Regions from separate parts of the Homo sapiens genome. Here region 2 is linked to region 1. Evidence: read pairs that join two places in POLR2A ChIA-PET (ENCODE). Cell type or tissue: B cell. All regions are shown on one strand. Links, peaks and the distances in the headings refer to the core of each region. The heading gives the core; the rest is flanking DNA. Region 1 holds the start of LOC105374737 (a long non-coding RNA gene). Region 2 has its middle 19 kb from the start of PTGER4.

Evidence for each region. Peaks named below come from ENCODE experiments on the same cell type or tissue, not always from the same donor. Only the 100,000 strongest peaks of a DNase experiment are listed, where the experiment ranks them.
Region 2: POLR2A ChIA-PET joins it to region 1 with 9 read pairs; 7 of 35 experiments call an interaction of 5 or more read pairs at or near these places.

What each region holds. Positions count from the first base shown.
Region 1 is chr5:40,599,570-40,609,851 of GRCh38, forward strand. LOC105374737 (a long non-coding RNA gene) reads left to right here and starts at 381. Exons shown (of 3, transcript XR_925942.3): 1 at 381-456. In B cell, for the core only: no CTCF peak of the experiment used is centred there; no DNase peak of the experiment used is centred there; H3K4me3 peaks cover 1,171 bases; H3K27ac peaks cover 423 bases.
Region 2 is chr5:40,655,859-40,666,140 of GRCh38, forward strand. No RefSeq gene overlaps it. Among named protein-coding and RNA genes, the nearest start is that of PTGER4, 19 kb to the right of the region's middle. In B cell, for the core only: no CTCF peak of the experiment used is centred there; no DNase peak of the experiment used is centred there.

The DNA of each region.
Region 1 (10,282 bases), core at 3,216-7,215:
ATTAGCCATCAAGAGATAAGCTTCTTAGGGCTCTTTGTTTAGTCTCCTAATCCTTTTTTCCACTTTTACTCTCTTAAAAAATCTCTACACCCAAATTTATTTCTCTTTCTTACCTCACCTCCCCCTCCTCTCTTCTTTTGTTTTGTTTTGTTTTGTTTTGTTTAAGCCCTCTGATTACATGATTGATTACATATCTCCTCATCACCCCCACACCTCTGCAAACCACCAGCAGTAACCTATCAAGCTATTCTAGGTCAAGAGCTAATTGTTCCTCTTCTGCCCTCAACCTGCAGGGAGTCCCAGGAATACCTCCAGGCAAAATTGCTGTCTTTCCTTCCCCAGGACATCTGAACCAGGTCTAGTTGAAGCAAAGTTGGTTGACAACTCATGCCTCTTGTCCTGGCCTGTTCCTCCAGTCTCTACAGCTGTCACTGAAGTTCAATCTCCATTAACAAGGTAACCAGGGGCAGGGACTCCAGGTCTGGAAGCCAAGCTGGGGATGGGAGAAGTTAACCCTTCTCTCAGTTTCCCAAAGCAAAAAGTGTGGGGAGGTCTCTGAATTTTCAACAGCTGTTCTCTCCTCTCCCTGCCTAGCCTACTTAGGTCTATGTCAGTGAAGCAGGCAGCAAAATCACCCATTGTAGGCACGTGCTAGCTCAGGTTCCAAGGGAATCTGAAAGGCTCACCTTGCTCGATGTGTTCAGGCCATTCAGCTACAGTGTTTTAGAGTTACTGACATGTCTCTCAGGCTCAGAACCTTAAGATGATGCTTTTTCTGATGACTGCCTAGATTTTCTGGTATTGATCAGATTAGAACATGTCTGAGAAAATCTGTCCTCTGGGGGCCAGATAGGAAAAGAGAGGGTGAATGAGGAAAAAAAAATCAATTTACAGATACCACAAACAGCCAGGAACATTTCTGGCCAGAGGTGTCCTTTCTGATAGTGCTAAATGGGTTAAAAAGCCATCTCATCAGATCAGTGGAACAAATGAGAAACCACAACTGCGAGTCAATAGGTATTGATTTACCCCTGTTGTGCTTTAATGATGTTTCAAAAGAAAAATGATACCTGAGCAGAGGCACACATCCACAGCAGCCAGCCTTTCTGGGAAAGTCACTCAAGAGTCCCACAAATAAATTGCCTACCATTGAAAGCAGAGGTGTTTCCATTTAAGCTTTATTGAAATAGAAATCTAGAGTCTTTGCAAATGTAACATGTGAGACCAGGAAATTTGTCTTTTCAAGTCATCAAACAGTTAATACCTTAGCTAATTCAGTAACAAGTACACCCACTGAAGCAGAACCTAGAGTTATGAACTAGCCCTAAGACCCATAAATCTTGTACATTGAGAAATAGGGTAGAACCTGCTTTTTTTACACCAAAATACTACGACTTTTTAAAATAGTCCAGGATCATTTAGGATTATTACAGATCTAAGAAAAATACATGTTTCATTGAATCACAGGTGTTAAATACTCCCTATATTCCCAAAGTCTCTCTTATTAAGTGAAGTCTCTCTTAATTGCAGTGTCAATCTATTTATAAGAGAAAAAAAAAATGACTCAGGCCCAAAAAGAACGTAGCATATTTTACAAATAGGAGTTAGATCCCATTCAGAAACTGCAGATGGAAACAGTATCTCTTATGGACATTGGGCTGGTCAACAAGGAAACTGTGGGCCAAAAACCATGGGAAGAAGTAACAGCAATGCCACCAGCCAGTTAGGGAAAAAGGGTGAAATGGCATACCTGTCACTTTCCCTTTTACAGTTTTCCTTCTCCAGCTGAAATTTATTGGCTTCACAATGACCTCAGCTCCTCTTCCATTAAAACATGTTGAGACATGTTGGCACCTCAAAGCATTCCCATAATTTTCAGAAAATGAAAAGACCAAAGCTGTTAAACCTAGCTTGCAAAAATAACAACTGCAAAATGAAGTGGGAAATATGTTTCAACCAGCCAGGGAGCCAAAGTCCAGCACACTGGGCTTCAAAGAGCTCTATTATTATAAACACACACCTGGATGCTAATCCACACCAAAAACATACATTCTGAAAACAACAGAGGAAGCCAGTGAGCAACACCATCACAGATCAGTCAATAAACACCCTCTTCTAGGAAGACAGGGAAGAGGAACTACAGAAAGACAAAGGTGAAAATCAGCCAACTATATATATTTTGACAAACTTTGAGCTTATACAAAGATATGAAAAAGCTAATCTCTAGAGGAAAAGTTAAGCATTCCTGCAAACTAACTGGGCAGTTCATGAGAAATCTACTTCTCATTTCCAATACTGTTGAAACAGTTTTTCCAAGAAGTCTTCTCTCTCACTAATGGGAAGAAGCCTGTAGGGTATCACTTTTGAAATTCTTCCCTCAGGCATCCCCCCTTCCTCAGATCTAGGCACTTTGATTTTTCTTTGACTGCAGTGCACATCTCCATCCCTAGGACCTTCCTAGGCTGTGAACACACTGCATACCTTGCATATTTTCCTACCTTTCCCTTCCATGTAAAATATACTTGTCCTATGTTCCACTTCCCTAGATTCTGTCCTCAACCAAAGTCACAATGAATTAATCATATAAACAAATTAGTTAGCCCGTGCGCTACACCTCTCACCTAGAAAAATATGTCTGTAATCTTGTTTAAATGCTTATTTTCATCAAAAAACATTTGACTGGACTAGGTAACCTTCAAATTGTCTCCCAACGCTAACATTGTAAAATTATATGAGTAACTCCAACCAGAAAAAAAAAAAAAGTAAACCTTGGGCTAAGCTAATTGGTAAGTTGACCTTTTGGGGTCCTTGAAATTAGACAATTTGTGTTGTTGCTACTGGGTGTAAACATGTCACATCTGCTAGTTGACCTTCAATCAAAAATTTATTGGCAATTTTTAGAGGTTATTATTACATTTTCTTGTCTATTCTATGTCCTTCAGTGAATTAAAGATGACTCAAATTCTTTGCTCTTCCTCCCATCAGAAAGTTAGTCTATTTTCTCTCCAACATGGAATCAAGCCAGCCTTATGAATTTATTAATCAATAGAAGGTAGTGAAAGTGACACCTTGCCAGCTCTGGCCTAGGCCTTCATAGGCATGGAAGCTTCTGCTTTCAGCCTCTTTGGAGCCTTAGCCAATACATAAAGTAAAGATATTCCATTACTCTGCTGCAAAGACCTGTAGCAGGAGAGAGAGAAAGATTTCTGTCCAGCCTCCAGTTGTTTCAGACTTAGCTGAGGTGCCAAACATGTGGATAAAGCCATTTTGGATCCCCAGCCCTATAAAACCTCCAGATAAGTGCAGCCACATGAATAAGTCAGACAAGGCCAACAGAAGAATCACCCACCTGAGCTCAGCCCATAGACAGTTGTTATTATCAAGCTACTACCTTTCAGAATGGTTTGTTACTCTGCAATAGATAACTGCAGCACATCCCTAAAAGCTGACCTATTCCTTTCTTTGAATAAAGAAGGTATTAATAACAAATAAAATAATTTTTAAAGTTTCTAATTATCATAGTCATTTCACCCTCCAGCACACACTTACTCTTACAATGGCACATCAGTAAAACTCATTCAATACTTTCTCAGCTGCATGCGTGTCCTTAATATCTGTTGCCATCCACGAAGTCATAAATTGTAAGCTCCTGCTGGCTAGGATCCAGAAACTCCAATAAGTATTTTATAAAGACTTTTCAGAAATAATTTCAGTCAAAGCCTTCAGCAATTATCAGCAATATTTCCTATAAGTCTTACTACTTTTCCACATTGAGAAGTCTAGAATTGGATCCTCAGAGAGAAACTCCACTTTTAAAGCCTCCATTTTTCATGTCATGCTTTTGACTTAAAAGAGCATTGAAACCATAAACCTCTCCCAATGTTCTTTTCACAACAATACAATGAATTATAACTTGGCAACAGGCAGGAGTGTATTTGTATTAATTGGCTGGGAGGTTGGTTATTTGTAAAAGGAAATTTTTAATTCCTCTGCCATGCATTCATGTGTGACAAATCCCTGACACCTGCATAGACATTCCTAGGCCAGAAGCTTATAGTCTTGTCTGGACTCCCTAAGCTGAAAAGTCATCCTGAAAGAATCCATGGATAACAGAGATGACAGTGTTTCAGAAGCTTAGAGTTTGCAAACCATCATCAGAACTCCATCAGACCGCTCATCCATGACCCCTTTCCATGACCTATGACCTTTTTTCATAGGTCATGGAAAAGTGAAATGTTGATTTAATTTTTTTCATAAAATTTGCAAAGTTAAAATGGTATGAATTTTGTATTAGTCCGTTTTCATGCTACTGATAAAGACGTACCTGAGACTGGGAAGAAAAAGAGGTTTAATTGGACTTACAGTTCCACATGGCTGGGAGGCCTCAGAATCATGGCAGGAGGGTGAAAGGCACTTCTTACATGACGGTGGCAAGAGACAATGAGGAGGAAGCAAAAGCGGAAACACCTGAAAAACCCATCAGATCTCGTGAGACTTATTTGCTGTCATGAGAATAGCACAGGAAAGACCAGCTGCCATGATTCAATTACCTCTCACTGGGTCCCTCCCGCAACATGTGGGAATTCTGGCAGATACAATTCAAGTTGAGATTTGGGTGGGGGCACAGCCAAACCATATCAAATTTCTTTTGGGTAAAGGATATTCCATTTTTAGTCTATATACTTCTGAAATGTTGGGCTTTTTAAGAATAAATATGCATTATTTTAGTATTTGTTTAAACATATGATCAGCAGAGAAATTAAATTGTACATAAAATATTCATATTAATATATTTTTCATTATTTGTGGAACAGTCATAGCATAAGTCAGAAAACTATGGGCATCCTAATGAAGACAGAAAGGGCTGTTACACACATCATGACACAAAGGACTAATATTGTTGTACTTTATCTTAATGTAATGACAATTGACTTATAAATGCACTATAAATACATCATGCCCTTTCCTATAACACTGCATAAATCTCTACATCAAACACCAAACTCTTAAAATCTGAATAATGTAAAATGCCAGTGTCTTGATTATAATGTAAACTGTCCGCCACATAATGTGATCTAAAAGTCAAAAGTTAGTTTTGCACCCTAAATCTCTTTTTCACCAGCCTCTTTTTAACCATCTCTTTTTTACCAACTTAACCTAAAGAACGGCTTTGGGAGGAATATCAAGTCTGTCTGTGCTTGAAATTCCTGCCAAAGCCATTCTTTAGGTTAAGTTATAATGCTTACAGGAGACCTCCTTTAAATACAAATAGTGGGCCGGGCACGGTGCCTCATGCTTGTAATCCCAGCACTTTAGGAGGCCAAGGCAGGCAAATCACTTGAGGTCAGGAGTTCGAGACCAGCCTGGCCAACAGGTGAAGACCTGTCTCTACTAAAAATACAAAAATTACCCAGGCATGGTTGTGGGCACCTGTAATCCCAGCTACTCAGGAGGCTGAGGCAGGAGAATCACTTGAACCCAGAAGGCAGAGGTTGCAGTAAGCCGAGATCACACCATTGCACTCAAGCCTGGATGTCAGAGCAAGATTCTGTCTCAAAAAAAAAAAAAAAATACAAATAGTGGTTTTCTTAGAAAAGTAACCAATTCACCTGTTAGAATCAACAGTTTTACCTGATTAAGCCATTACTATACAAGGCTTGACTCCAAATAATGATCACTGCTGATTGTGCTTACTTTCCTGATCTTTTTCTCATGTTACTATTAATGCAAATGATCATGATTATCTGTACAATTTGCTGAGCACCCATAATGAATTCGGCCCAGTAATTAGTACTTGCCACACATTATTTCTAGTACTGATATCACATTACAACACACTATTCTCTCATTTCATGGATTAAGAAACTGACATCCGATGAATTTAGGTGATTCACCCAAGTACACGTAGCTCCTAAGAAACAGTCAAGATGCCAACCAGAGCTGTGTGAAGCCAAAGCCAGAAATCCCTCTACACTGTGCTTATGATACTTAAGGCCAAGCAAGCGCTGTACCTCTGACAAAGTTATAGAATTACCTGATTTATGAGGAAAATTCTTTTTTCTTTGCCATGCCATATTCTTGCCATTTACAGCCAGTGACAGAAAGAAGGCAATGTCACCAATCCAGTCCATCTTCTGCATGTTCCTTTTCTCAACCCATGGCCCTTAGCCAAGACTCTGGTCTATCCTACCCTCCTTCAGTTATTCAAGTCTAATTATAGCTCTCAGAAGCCTCACTAACTCAGCAGATAATAACCACATCCTGTTGAATTCAAATAAAATATTTTTAAAACAATGATAATTGTACTTAGTGATGTTTTTTATAAATAACAAAAAGATAATCACCCTTTAAATTCATACAGTGAGTAGTCTTCCCTCTCAAAGAACTTTACAAGTATTAACTAATTGGTGTTGTAAGATACAGTCATAGTAAATATCCTTTAACTTGTGGAAGCAAGAGTGTCTTACTTAAGGTAAAGCAATTCTGACCCTTGCCTGATAGCACAGGGTGGGCCTGACTCTCACCCTGTCGAGAGGAGCCTCCTGAGCACAACGGGGATGGAGCAGAAAGTAAAGTGAAAATAACGGCTGGGAATTTGTGGAAATCTTTTCATCTACTGGTCACGCTGTTCACAACAATTGTTTTGATAAAACCTTCTCCCGGCCATACAATTTCCTTTTTTTGTTTTTGTTTTTGAGACAGTCTCGCTCTGTCGCCCAGGCTGGTGTGCAGTGGCGCAATCTCAGCTCACTGCAACCTCCACTTCATGGGTTCAAGTGATTCTCATGCCCCACCCTCTGGAGTAGCTGGGATTACAGGCATGTGCCACCACTCCCAGCTAATTTTTTGTATTTTTAGTAGAGATGGGGTCTCGCCATGTTTCCCTGGCTGGTCTCAAATTCCTGAGCTCAGGCAATCTGCCCACCTTGGCTTCCTAAAGTGCTGGCATTACAGTCATGAGCCACCGCATCCAGCCTGCTATTTTAAAATGTAGCTTTCCCAGGAGTTTGAGACTGCAATGAGCTGTGATTGCACCACTGCACTCCAGCCTGGATGACAGAGTGAGATTTAGTCACTATAAATAAATAAATAAATAAATAAATAAATAAGGCTTCCATCAGTTATGATAGTGTGATATGTGATGTAAGGAAAGGCTGAAATCTCAGCAAACTATTCGGCCTGACACTGGATAAAAAACTAAGCTAATAATACTTCAGGCCATCCAGCCTTCTGCCACCTAAGGAAGTGCTTCAGATGGCCAAATATTTCCCTGGTTCTGTTTCAGCTTTTATATGGAATTGTGGCTAAGTTCCTCTATTGTTTTAGTGTAAATTGCTCTAATAGTTAAATAACATAGCATTTCTCTATTAATTCCTCTAATATTTGAACACTTCCCATAAAGATTTCCAAGTAACCATTATTGGCATGACAACATGGTTATCTCAGGGGCACAACTCTGAAACTGACTAGAGAAATACATGAGACCCTTTTTGGGATCCTGGGCTGAAAGATGCACAAGTGTAATCCAAACTAAACGGAATTCTGTACAGAAATGGGACCCCATGCAACATCCAAGAAGCTAACTCTCCAAGCCAGTAAGAAAGAAAAGAGAAAAAGTTGCCTTCTATGTTTAACTTATTTTAATAAAAGAATCTCCCAAAGAACTATCTGGCTGTTTCATCTGTATGTTTATATTATTTGGCATTCATAGCCTAGTACCTAGAGCTACGGTGGAATCCCCAGGTGCTGCAAAAATCCTAACATGTCAAAGACAGTGCTCATCAAATTCTATGGACTTCTCTATATTTCACAGCCTCTTTTGCAGGTACGTTGGGGGTCACATGACTTCTTCTAGTCAAAGGACTCTGAGTGGAAATGACATGTGTCACTTCTAGGCTAAGATGAGTGAGAACCAGTGCACCTCTGCCATCTCTCACTTCCCGTACCATGATCATTGCAGAGGGTGCACATTCCAGATTCTATAGCTGCAAGATAGAATGGGAAATAAGCAAGAAATAACCATTTACTGCATGAAGTCCCTGATATTTCAAGATTTTTATCTATGTGACATCTAGGGCTAATTTTTTTATCTAATACACCTTAGAACTCTCATTCCTGCACAATACTTTATGACTTCAATGCATTTTAAGCTTGAATATGACCTTGAACCTGCCTGCCAATTTGTAATATCATACAGTAGTGGCTGGACAACTGAATATGGAGGCAACAAGGCAGTTTTAGGATTGTGTCTCCATAGGAACCACTCATTAAACTCCTTCTGTGTCCTTCAGCCTGGGCTATATGATATGGAGAGACAAGAAGGAAAGAGATACAGTTCAGGCTCTCACAATGCTCAGGATTTTGTTTCCAGTAAGGTTTTAGGCTCCTGCGCCTCCTAACCAGGATATTATTAATGCGCTGTGGCTGGGTTGCTTAAGAAATTACATAATTATGCCACATCAAGGTTTTATACATGCCTAGAATGGCAATCACATGAACAAGGGGAATAAGATATGAGGATTTAATTGATGCCATGAATTTCAACTCCAATTAGATTAATTAAATTTATAATTTAGTTTATAGTAACTTTCTCCACCGTAACTCTGCCAAAATGCTTGGGAGGCTGTAAGGGTTAATTTAAAATAATCAGAGAAAAAAATGCTAATTGAAACCATAAAACTAGTGTGGTGGCTAGATTAGTGGGCATTTTAGCCAACAGTAATCCCCATGTCTCATTTCAAAAGACATGACAACCTTCTTTTGTCATTTATCTTCTTTTCACTAATGGGAAAACTCAGGGACATGTGGGCCTGTGCCCCTCTCAGTCCTCCTGCCCTTTCCTTTTGTCTTTTTGAATGTCTCTTCTCTGTTCTCAGAAGATTAAAAATATTATGTTTTTGTTTTTTGGTTTTGCCTCTTTTGCTTCCATGACATCTACCTATATCCTTTGAGTTGCTAGGAAATCAGGTGCACTGCCTGGTTCTCTTGTGACTCTTCAATGACCTCTTCCAGTGTCTGTTTTTGGAAGGAAAAAAGAGAGAAAAAGAACAATTTGCTTAATGAATGTTCCCCCTCTAAGACCCAGTGGAATCCTAATTATCAAAGCCTTCTATAGGAACCTGTCAAGGGTATGAACTGATTGCTTTATATTAGGCCAACTCCCTCTTGCTGGAACTGTCATTTATTCAGAGTAACTTATTTTATTTATTTATTTTATTTATTTATTATTTTTTAGATAGAGTCTCACTCTGTCTCCCAGTCTGGAGTGCAATGGCACCATCTCGGCTCACTACAGCCTCTGCCTCCCAGGTGCCTGTGATTCTTGTGCCTCAGCCTCCAGAGCAGCTGGAACTACAGGCACAAGCCACCATGCCCAGCTAATTTTTGCATTTTTTTTTTTGTAGAGATGGGGTTTCCCCCATCTTGCCCAGGCTGGTCTCGAACTCCTCGCCTCAAGCGGTCCGCCCACTTTAGTCTCCCAAAGTGCTGGAATTACAGGGGTAAGCCACCACGCCCAGCCAGAATAACTTCTTTTAAATTGCCAGTTGATTCCTCCAGCTACCATAATAAGCATTTCAATTGCTTCCTCTAAATGTCTCAGGGAAAGGAAAAAACTGTCAGGTTAAAGAATGTTATATTAAGAAAATTTAAAAAGAACAAAAACAACAATATTGAAGACTTTCTACACTATAGGTCAAACAGTTTTATTTGCATTATATGAGTTTTCTCATTTTATTAACTTGCAAAAATCTATGCAATATAAATATAGGTGTAACATTTGTCCATATATGGCCACTTAATGAAAGCTCTCATTATGTGACACTATCACTAAAGCATAGCTTTTTTAATAAAGTCTTCCTCTAAGAAGATTCAGCTCTTCAATATTCTTTATGAAGCTCCATAATACTGTAAATCTTACATTGAATATAAAGGTATTTCTCCATTTGCATTATTCTAAAATGTGAAAAATATGTTGAAGGAATCAACATGCACTATAACATAAAAGCAGCTTATTTTGCTGGGTGTTTTCTCCATATGATCAGAAAACAGTTTTTTTTCATGCAGTGTTCTAAAGCGAATTATGTTTTTAGGTAGATTGGAAAGAACACAGGACTAAGAACTGGAACGCCTGCATGCTGAACCTCGCTTTGTGCCTTAGCCAGCTGTGTCACTTGAGGAAATCACTTAATGTCTCTACCACTCAGTTCCTCATCTATAAAATGATGAGCACATTTCTATATTGTCTGAAAAAATCTAATTTAGAATACAAGCTAATGATCAT
Region 2 (10,282 bases), core at 2,980-6,979, 56 kb after region 1:
ATTCATATGGAACCAAAAAACAGCCCACACAGCTAAAGCAATACTAACCAAAAGGAACAAATCTGGAGACATCACATTATCTGACTTCAAATTGTAATACAAGACTATAGTAACCAAAATAGCATGGTACTGGTATAAAAGTAAGCACATAGACCAATGGAACAGAATAGAGAACCCAGAAATAAAGCCAAATGTTTACAATGAATTGATTTTTGACAAAGCATACAGAAACACAAATGGGGGAAAGGACACCCTATTCAGTAAATGGTGCTGGGAAAACTGGCAAGCCACATGTAGAAGAATGAAACTGGATCTCTATATCTCACCAAATATGAAAATTAACTCAAGATGTATTAAAGACTTAAATCTAAGACCTGAAACCATAAAAATTCTAGAAGAAAACCCAGGAAAAACTCTTCTGGACATTGGCCTAGCTAAAGAATTTATGACTAAGATCCCAAAAGCAAATGCAACAAAAACAAAAATAAACACTGAGACCTAATTAAATGAAAAAGCTTCTGCATAGCAAAAGAAATAATCTGCAGAGTAAATGGACAACCTGTAGAATGGGAGAAAATATTTGCAAGTAATGCATCTGACAAAGGATTAATATCCAGAATCTACAAGGAACTCAAACAAATCAGCAAGAAAAACAAATCCCATTAAAAAGTGGACAAAGGATATGAATAGTCATTTCTCAAAAGATACACACACATAATATAATTAACACAAATGTCTTTTAAAAGAGGACTAATTAAATTATTGATTACCAATATAGACTCTAAAGGTCTCTACACTATTATTGTAGGATGAAGTACTTAAGATATATTGCTAATTAAATTACAAAGGAGAGTACTGAAAATGTGGGTCACATACTCCCACTTGTATAAAAATGAAACATACAATTAGGAAAATTTTCTGTACTGATACAAATGACCTTTTTGATAGTGATAATTTTTCAAGAATAAAATTATAAGTCAAGTTAAAAAAAAGATATTATCTCTAAAGATACAGAAATGGCCAAAAAACATACAAGAAAATGCTCAACATTACTAATCATCAAGGAAATGCAAACTAAAACCACAATGAGATAACATCTTACCCTAGCCAGAATGGCCATTATTAAAAAGTCAAAAATAATAGATGTTGGTGTGGATGTGGTAAAAAAAATTAATGCTTACAGTCTGCTCCTGGGAATATAAATTAATACAACCTCTATGGAAAACAGTGTGGAGATTTCTCAAGGAACTCAAAATAGATCTTCCATTCAATCCAGTAATCCCATGACTGGATATCTACTCAAGAGAAAAGAAGTCACTATATCAAAAAGGCACCTGTATGTGGATGTTTATTGCAGCACAATTCACAAAGCAAAGATATGGAATCAAGCTAAGTGTCCATAAACTGATGAGTGGATAAAGAAAATGTGGTATAGATACACCATGGAATACTACTGAGTCATAATAAAGAAAAAAATAATGTCGTGCAGCAACTTGAGTGGAACCGGAGGTCATTATTCTAAGCAAATTAACTCAAGAATCAAAAACCAAATACTGCGTGTTCTCACTTATAAGTAGAAACTAAGCTATGGGTACACAAAGACATGCAGGCTTGTATAATGGACATTGGAGACTCAGAAAGGAGGACGACGGGAGGGGGATGCAGGATGAAACACTACCTATTAGGTAAAATGTACTCTACCCGGATGATGGATGCACTAAAATCCTAGACTTTACTACTATACATTTATCCATGTAACCGAAAACCACTTGTACCACTAAAGCTAGTGAAATAATAAGAAAAGAATTACTATGGACTGATTGCTTCTCTCTATCTTCCATTTTTCCTTTTAAAAGTCTTTTTAAATAAGATTGTCTACCATGGTCACGCCAGGCTTACCCACCATTATAGGTTGCCTATGGAGGAGTAGATAACCTGTTTCTTCACTTCATATGTCTTTAGATTGACAGGAATGGTGTAGTAAAGCTATATTTAAGGCACTACAGCCAAAGAGCCTCATCCACACTTGGACCTGATTTTGAAGCCAACATTCTGGATTTTGAGCTGATAATGTAAATGGATGTGAGTTTGGGGGAGGGGGAGCAGTAGGAAGAGTTTATGGTATTTTTCATGTCAAGGTAATATAAATAATTTGTGGTCAGAGGAAGAACTGTGGTGGTTTTCAAACATGTCCACAAATTCTTTGATAGTCCTCCTTTCAAAAGATGGAGACAATTCCCTCTCCCTTTAAGTGTGGCATTACTTAATGATTTGTTTTTAACAAATAGGATGTTGTTAAATTGACAAGGTGTGATATCTGAAAGTGGGACATAAAGAGTATTGTGGACTCCTCCTTACTCTCTCTGTCTCATTTGGTCAGGCATTCTGGGAGATACCAGCTGCCATGATGTAAGAAGCCCTGTGGAGGAGTCCAAGTGGTACGGAACTGAGGCCTCCAGCAAACAGGCTTGTGAGTGAGCCCTCTTGGAAACAGATACATCAACCCGACTCAATGGTAAAATGATGGCAGCCCTGGCTGACATCTTTACTGTCACTCAATAAGAAACCCTGAACCAGAACCACCCAGACAAGCCACTTCAAAGTCTTGTCTCACTGGAACTACAAGATAAAAACTGTTGGTTGTTTCAAGTAAATGTCTAAGTTTGTGCATGATATGATTCGGATTTGTGTCCCCACTCAAATCTCATGTGGAATTGTAATCCCCAGTGTAATCCCCCAGGAGGAGCCTGGTAGGAGGTGATTGAATCAAGAGGGCGGATTTCCCCCTTGCTGTTCTCCTGATAGGGAGTGAGTTCTCATAAGATCTGGTTGTTTAAAAGTGTGTAGCACCTCACCCTTCTCTCTCTTCCTCCTGCTCTGGTCATGTAAGATGTGCCTGCTTCCCTTTCCGCCAGGATTGAAAGTTTCCTGAGGTCTTCCCAGTCATGCTTCCTGTGCAGCCTGTGGAACTGTGAGCCAATTAAACCTCTTTTCTTTATAAATTATCCAGTTTCCGGTAGTTATTTATAGCACTGTGAGAACGGACTAATACATTGCATTAATTCATTATACAGCAATGGATAACTTATACACTGGGTAATTACAAATATTTCTTTTATTCAGTCAGTACCATGTGCTATGCTAGACACTGGGGATATAGTGATGAACCACACAGCCATAATCTCTTCACTCAACCAGACTGGTGGGAAAGGCAGAAATTAAACCAATAAGCACATGGATCCACATTTACAGACTGAGATAAGTGCTGAGAGAGAAGCATATGCCCATGAGGAGAAAAACAGGAGAGACATAAGTTAGATTTGAAGGATCTCTCTAAGGATGTGGCATTTAAGCATAGCTCTAAATGAGAGACAGGATTTAGCCAGGTGCAAATTGTGGGAAGAGACTTCCAGGCAAAGGGAACAGCTTGCACAAAGCCCAGGAGTTAGGGAAGGACTTGGATGAGTCAAAGAACCAAGGGAGGGCAGGGATAGTGACTTGAGTGTGATGGACAAGAGGGAGCTGGTTGAGTTGAGGTTGGAAAGGAGGCCAGAAGTAGATCAATGCAGGAACTTGGTGGGTGATAATGAGTATATTTTAGCTGAGGGAAGCCTCTGAAACTTTTAAACAGAAGAATAATGAGGTTCAACTTATTTTATTAAAATGACCATTCTGAATGTCATATGGTGAACTGACTGGAAGGGGGCAAGAGTAGAGAAGGGAGCCTCTGGCTGTAGATCAGGAGCAAGAAGAAGGTGGAATGGCTGTGAGAGGTAGAGATGGAGAGAGGTGGATGGATGCAAGCAATATTGATGGGGCAGAATCAACCAACTTTTAATCTATCCAGCCCAAACAGAACAAGCAAAACCTCTAATTAAGATCATTCAAAGCAAAAGCCAGACTCCCTAAAAATTTTTCTGTGGGTTATTATCTAATATTTGACTACTTAATAATCATTCTGCTTTTTCTAAAATGACTCTCCAACATATGAACTCTATTGTTAATGTATAGAGAAACAAAATAGAAAGGTAAGTTTTGAACTTTTGACAAAAATTTGAATTATAAGCCTTTTATAAAGTGACCCACTTATATAGCTGAGCTAAGAGTTATCCTTTGAAAAGCTAGACCCATTGTACCAGGTCAGTTTCAAACATGCTGCAATCAAGGGGTATGTTTTAAGCTAAATATTTCCTGTTCTGATTACACAAACTATACCAGCCCTATGTTAAATACCACATGTCTATGTTTATAGTAGGAAAGCCTAGAATGGAATAAAGAACTAAACATACATTTCTTTGACAGCGGTTTTTTTTGTTTGTTTGTTTGTTTGTTTTTTGAGATAGAGTCTTACTCTGTCACCAGGCTGGAGTATAGTAGCGCAATCTCAGCTCACTGCAACCTCCGCCTCCCGGGTTCAAGCGATTCTCTTGCCTCAGCCTCCTGAGTAGATGGGACTACAGGTGTACGCCACCACGCCCAGTAGTAGAGACGGGGCTTCACCACGTTGGCCAGGATGGTGTCGATCTCTTGACCTCATTATCCTCTTGCCTCAGCCTCCCAAAGTGCTGGGATTATAGGCATGAGCCCAGCCAACAGCATTATTTTTAAAATTAAGGTCATGCCATATAGAAGAATTTTCTTAGGTAACTGCTTCAATTACCAAGGTTGTCAGAATGTTTTTCTTAAAGAAGCATTTATCCTCTACAGAAACATTCCTCAAGGTGTGTCTAGAGACCATTAGCAGGCATCTGCATCACCTGAGGTGCTTCTGACACTGCAAATGCTGACTCAATAAGTCTTACATGGGACCCCTGAACCTGTGTTTTAAATAAGCAAAGAAGTAATCCCTATTTTTATTCACTAGAATTTAAGAACCTGCACTAGAGATACACTATTATGGCTTGCATAAGAACTCTGAGTAAATGCAAAGTTGTGGTTTGATAGAACAAATAACATCAAACTTTTCCTTCTCTTTTTTTTTTTTTTTTTTTTTTTTGAGACAGTCTCACTCGCTGTGTACTCTGTCATCCAGGCTGGAGTGTAATCATGGCTCACTACAATTGTGACCTCCTGGGCTCAAGCAATTCTGGCCCCAGGCTCCTGAGTAGCTGGGACTACAGGCATGCATCACTGCACCCAGCTAGATTTTTTATTCTTTGTAAAAATAAGGTTTCTCTTTGTTGCTTAGGCTGGTCTTAGGCAGCCACCCAAAGTGCTTGGATTACAGGTGTGAGCCACTCTGCCTGGCCTCAGACATCAAACTATTTTAAAAGAAAGGGAGATCGGGGGCCAGAATTATAAATTCACTATCCTACTTTGCGAAGAGAGTAACCATCTTAAATACATATGAACCTTTCCAAATCTTCAAACCTTCATAATCAGAAAACTTACTGCTGACTGTTAAAACTACATTGGTCAAAGCAAAGTCAGTTTTCTTCCTCCAGAGGTTTTAGCCATACAGTTTTTTTAAAATGGTCTTTGAAATGAAGCACAAGGACAGCTTTGGTGTATGGGTAATGTTCTGTTTCTTGATCTAAATGTTAGCTATGAAGCTGTGTTCTATCTGTGAAAATTTCTTAAGCTAAACACTTGTGATAGGTGAACATTTCTGAATGCATAGGATCCTTCAAAAAATATAATTGGTCTTTTAAAAATTCAAACTTATTAGCAGTTATACTAAAATATTTTAGCATGACACTTCTTGCCTTTCAAGTTAATAACCCTCAGTGTTGATGACTGCTGAACTGAAATGGACATTCTCAGATGCACTGCTTTTGGGAAATATAAACTGATATATAAGCCTTTTGGAAAGCAGTTTGACAATCAATAGCTGTCCAAAGCTCTGAAAACAGTCATAACTGTTGACCTAGTAATTTTGTTCTCAGAATCTATCTCAAAGAAATAATCTTCACTATGGGAAAGTCCTATTCCCAACATCAAAAAACATAAACCCACCTAAATAATCACAATAGGGTAATTATTAAGTGGGTTGTAGTATATCTACATCATAATTTGTATACATTGATGGTAAAGCTAAAAAGCAAAGCAAAGAAATGATTGATAAAAAAATTCTCTATGCATCTGGGGAAGAGCACAAACGCACTCCCACATATGTAGTAATATTCTATTTAAGCTGAGTGGTGCATACACAGGTATTCCTATTATTATGATTATTTAAACTATATATATATTTTATATACTAACAAGTGTGAATATATATTTTATAATATATAAGTTTTGGTAAAATTCAGAACAATTAATGTTTACTAAAAGTTTGTCAACATGAAAAATGCTCATGTCATGCTCACTGCAGCAGCATATACAGTAAAATTGGAATGAAAAATGGTCATATCATAATTGTGAGTAAAAAACTGGGGCACCATCAATGGATAGACTGGGTAAAGAAAATGTGGCACAAATACACCATGGAATACTATGCCCCCATAAAAAAGGATGAGTTCATGTCTTTTGCAGGGACATGGATGGAGCTGGAGGCCATCATTCTCAGCAAACTAACACAGGAACAGAAAACCAAGTACCACATGTACTCACTCATAAGTGGGAGCTGAACAATGAGAACACATGGACACAGGGAAGGGAACATCACACACCAGGGCCTGTTGGGGGTGGGGGGTGCCAAGGGGAAGGAGAGCATTAGGACAAATACCAAATGCATGTGGGGCTTAAAACCTAGATGATGGGTTGATAGGTGCAGCAAACCACAATGGCACATGTATACCTATGTAACAAACCTGCACATTCTGCACATGTATCCCAGAACTTAAAGGAAAGTAAAATAAAAATAAAAACTGGGGCACTATGCCTATGTCCTGAACAGTAGTGCCTAGGTTTTCTTCTAGGGTTTTTATGGTTTTAGGTCTAACGTTTAAGTCTTTAATCCATCTTGAATTTATTTTTGTATAAGGTGTAAGGAAGGGATCCAGTTTCAGCTTTCTACATATGGCTAGCCAGTTTTCCCAGCACCATTTATTAAATAGGGAATCCTTTCCCCATTGCTTGTTTTTCTCAGGTTTGTCAAAGATCAGATAGTTGTAGATATGCGGCGTTATTTCTGAGGGCTCTGTTCTGTTCCATTGATCTGTATCTCTGTTTTGGTACCAGTATCATGCTGTTTTGGTTACTGTAGCCTTGTAGTATAGTTTGAAGTCAGGTAGCGTGATGCCTCCAGCTTTGTTCTTTTGGCTTAGGATTGACTTGGCAATGTGGGCTCTTTTTTGGTTCCACATGAACTTTAAAGTAGTTTTTTCCAATTCTGTGAAGAAAGTCATTGGTAGCTTTATGGGGATGGCATTGAATCTATAAATTACCTTGGGCAGTATGGCCATTTTCACGATATTGATTCTTCCTACCCATGAGCATGGAATGTTCTTCCATTTGTTTGTATCCTCTTCTATTTCATTGAGCAGTGGTTTGTAGTTCTCCTTGAAGAGGTCCTTCACATCCCTTATAAGTTGGATTCCTAAGTATTTTATTCTCTTTGAAGCAATCGTGAATGGGAGTTCACTCATGATTTGGCTCTCTGTTTGTCTGTTATTGGTGTATAAGAATGCTTGTGATTTTAGTACATTGATTTTGTATCCTGAGACTTTGCTGAAGTTGCTTATCAGCTTGGACTTCATGTCTAAAACACCAAAAGCAATGGCCACAAAAGCCAAAATTGACAAACGGGATCTAACTAAACTAAAGAGCTTCTGCACAGCAAAAGAAACTACCATCAGAGTGAACAGGCAACCTACAAAATGGGAGAAAATTTTCACAACCTACTCATCTGACAAAGGGCTAATATCCAGAATCTACAATGAACTCAAACAAATTTACAAGAAAAAAACAAACAACCCCATCAACAAGTGGGCAAAGGATATGAACAGACATTTCTCAAAAGAAGACATTTACGCAGCCAAAAGACACATGAAAAAATGCTCATCATCACTGGCCATCAGAGAAATGCAAATCAAAACCACAATGAGATACCATCTCACACCAGTTAGAATGGCAATCATTAAAAAGTCAGGAAACAACGGGTGCTGGAGAGGATGTGGAGAAATAGGAACACTTTTACACTGTTGGTGGGACTGTAAACTAGTTCAACCATTGTGGAAGTCAGTGTGGCGATTCCTCAGGGATCTAGAACTAGAAATACCATTTGACCCAGCCATCCCATTACTGGGTATATACCCAAAGGACTATAAATCATGCTGCTATAAAGACACATGTACACGTATGTTTATTGTGGCAATATTCACAATAGCAAAGACTTGGAACCAACTCAAATGTCCAACAACGATAGACTGGATTAAGCAAATGTGGCACATATACACCATGGAATACTATGCAGCCATAAAAAATGATGAGTTCATGTCCTTTGTAGGGACATGGATGAAATTGGAAATCATCATTTTCAGTAAACTATCGCAAGGACAAAAAACCAAACACCGCATGTTCTCACTCATAGATGGGAATTGAACAATGAGAACACATGGACACAGGAAGGGGAACATCACACTCTGGGGACTGTTGTGGGGTGGGGGTAGGGGGCAAGGATAGCATTAGGAGATATACCTAATGCTAAATGACGAGTTAATGGGTGCAGCACACCAGCATGGCACATGTATACGTGTGTAACTAACCGGCACATTGTGCACATGTACCCTAAAACTTAAAGTATAATAATAATAAAAAAAAACTAGGGCACTAAATTAGTTATAAATTATAGCACACAGATCTTGTAAAAGGAGGTTGGAATAGTCTTACAAAGACACTCATTTCAACTATGACTTAACGTTGTGCTGAGGATCCCAGTCAAGAATTCCTCTCATAAAAACAAAAGAAAGGACCCACTTAAACTGATATTCTTTTTTTATAATTGTGTACCTAGAACATTCAACACAATCAACTGACAATATACCAACACTATCAAGAGTTTAGTAATCTGACCAAGAACTGTCCTAGATGCCAAAAGAGATGACAGCTAACAGTTTTTGAGGGCTATGTACCAGGCACTGAATAAGGTGTTTTTCACGTATTAACTCCTGAGGGAAGCTGCTATTATTATCCTGACTTTTAAATTTAAAAACTCCTAAGAAACAGAGAGGTTAAATTACTTGTGTGATGCCACACAGCTAGCAAGTGACAGAGTTTGGCAGTCTTTGCACATAACCATTACATTACCCCAACAATAAGCAGTTAGAAAATGTAATAAGTAGCCAGGCGAGGTGGCTTATGCCTATAATCCCAGCACTTTGGGAGGCCAAGGCAGGCAGGTCACTTGAGGCCAAGGGTTTGAGACCAGCCTGAGCAACATGGCAAAACCTTGTCTCTACTAAAAAAAATAAAAAATTAGCCAGGCACGGTGGCACATGCCTGTAATCCCAGCTACTTGGGAGGCTGAGAATCACTTGAACCTGGGAGGCGGAGGTTGCAGTGAGCCGAGACTGCGCCACTGCACTCCAGCCTGGGCAACAGAACGAGACTATGTCTCAAAAAAGAAAAGAAAATGCAGTAGATCACAGGATCCCCTTCATAATACAATCAAGAACCACTCAAACAAACAAACAAAAAACACACACTAGGGAAAATGATTTTAAGAGATATATTTTTAAATATTTAAAGCAAGACCAAATTGCAATACTCAAAATTATATTACATGGATGTGAATTCTCCAAAACAACAAAAAAAACTTTGGGGATGGGGTGTGCAAAGGAAGCCTTGCCCTCCAGATAGTCTCATCTTTTGGCCATTTGTCACTTAGGAAATTCTCTGGAGATGGAACTGTGCATGGTGCTCCGGTCATACAAAGATAGCTAAAATTCAGGAATCTGGTTAAGCTACTTTGAGAAAAGGTCTTGCAAAAGAGAAAGGATTAATCAGGAACCCCAAATAATGAATGGTAGGCCATGAAATGAAGGGTTCTGCCACAGCTGTCATCAATGTGACAGCCTGCGGTGGATGAGCAGATCATATCACCACTGTAGCCTTCCACTTACATCAAAGTTGTTGAGCTGAATTCAACATATGCTCCAATCCAACTCTCCTTATTTATAGACAAGGAAACTGAGGTCTAGAACAGGCTTCCCTTCCTAGCTCACAAAATTATTTTAAGGCAGAACCAGAGAGCTAACTAAGCACTCCTCTTCCCCAAGTTTCCTGAAGACCAGTCTGAATATATGTATCCAAATGACTGCACCCATTTAAGCACACTGTATTGAATTTATATTTATAGGCTAAGTCAGCGTTTTCCAACCTTCAGACATTCACCTTCCAG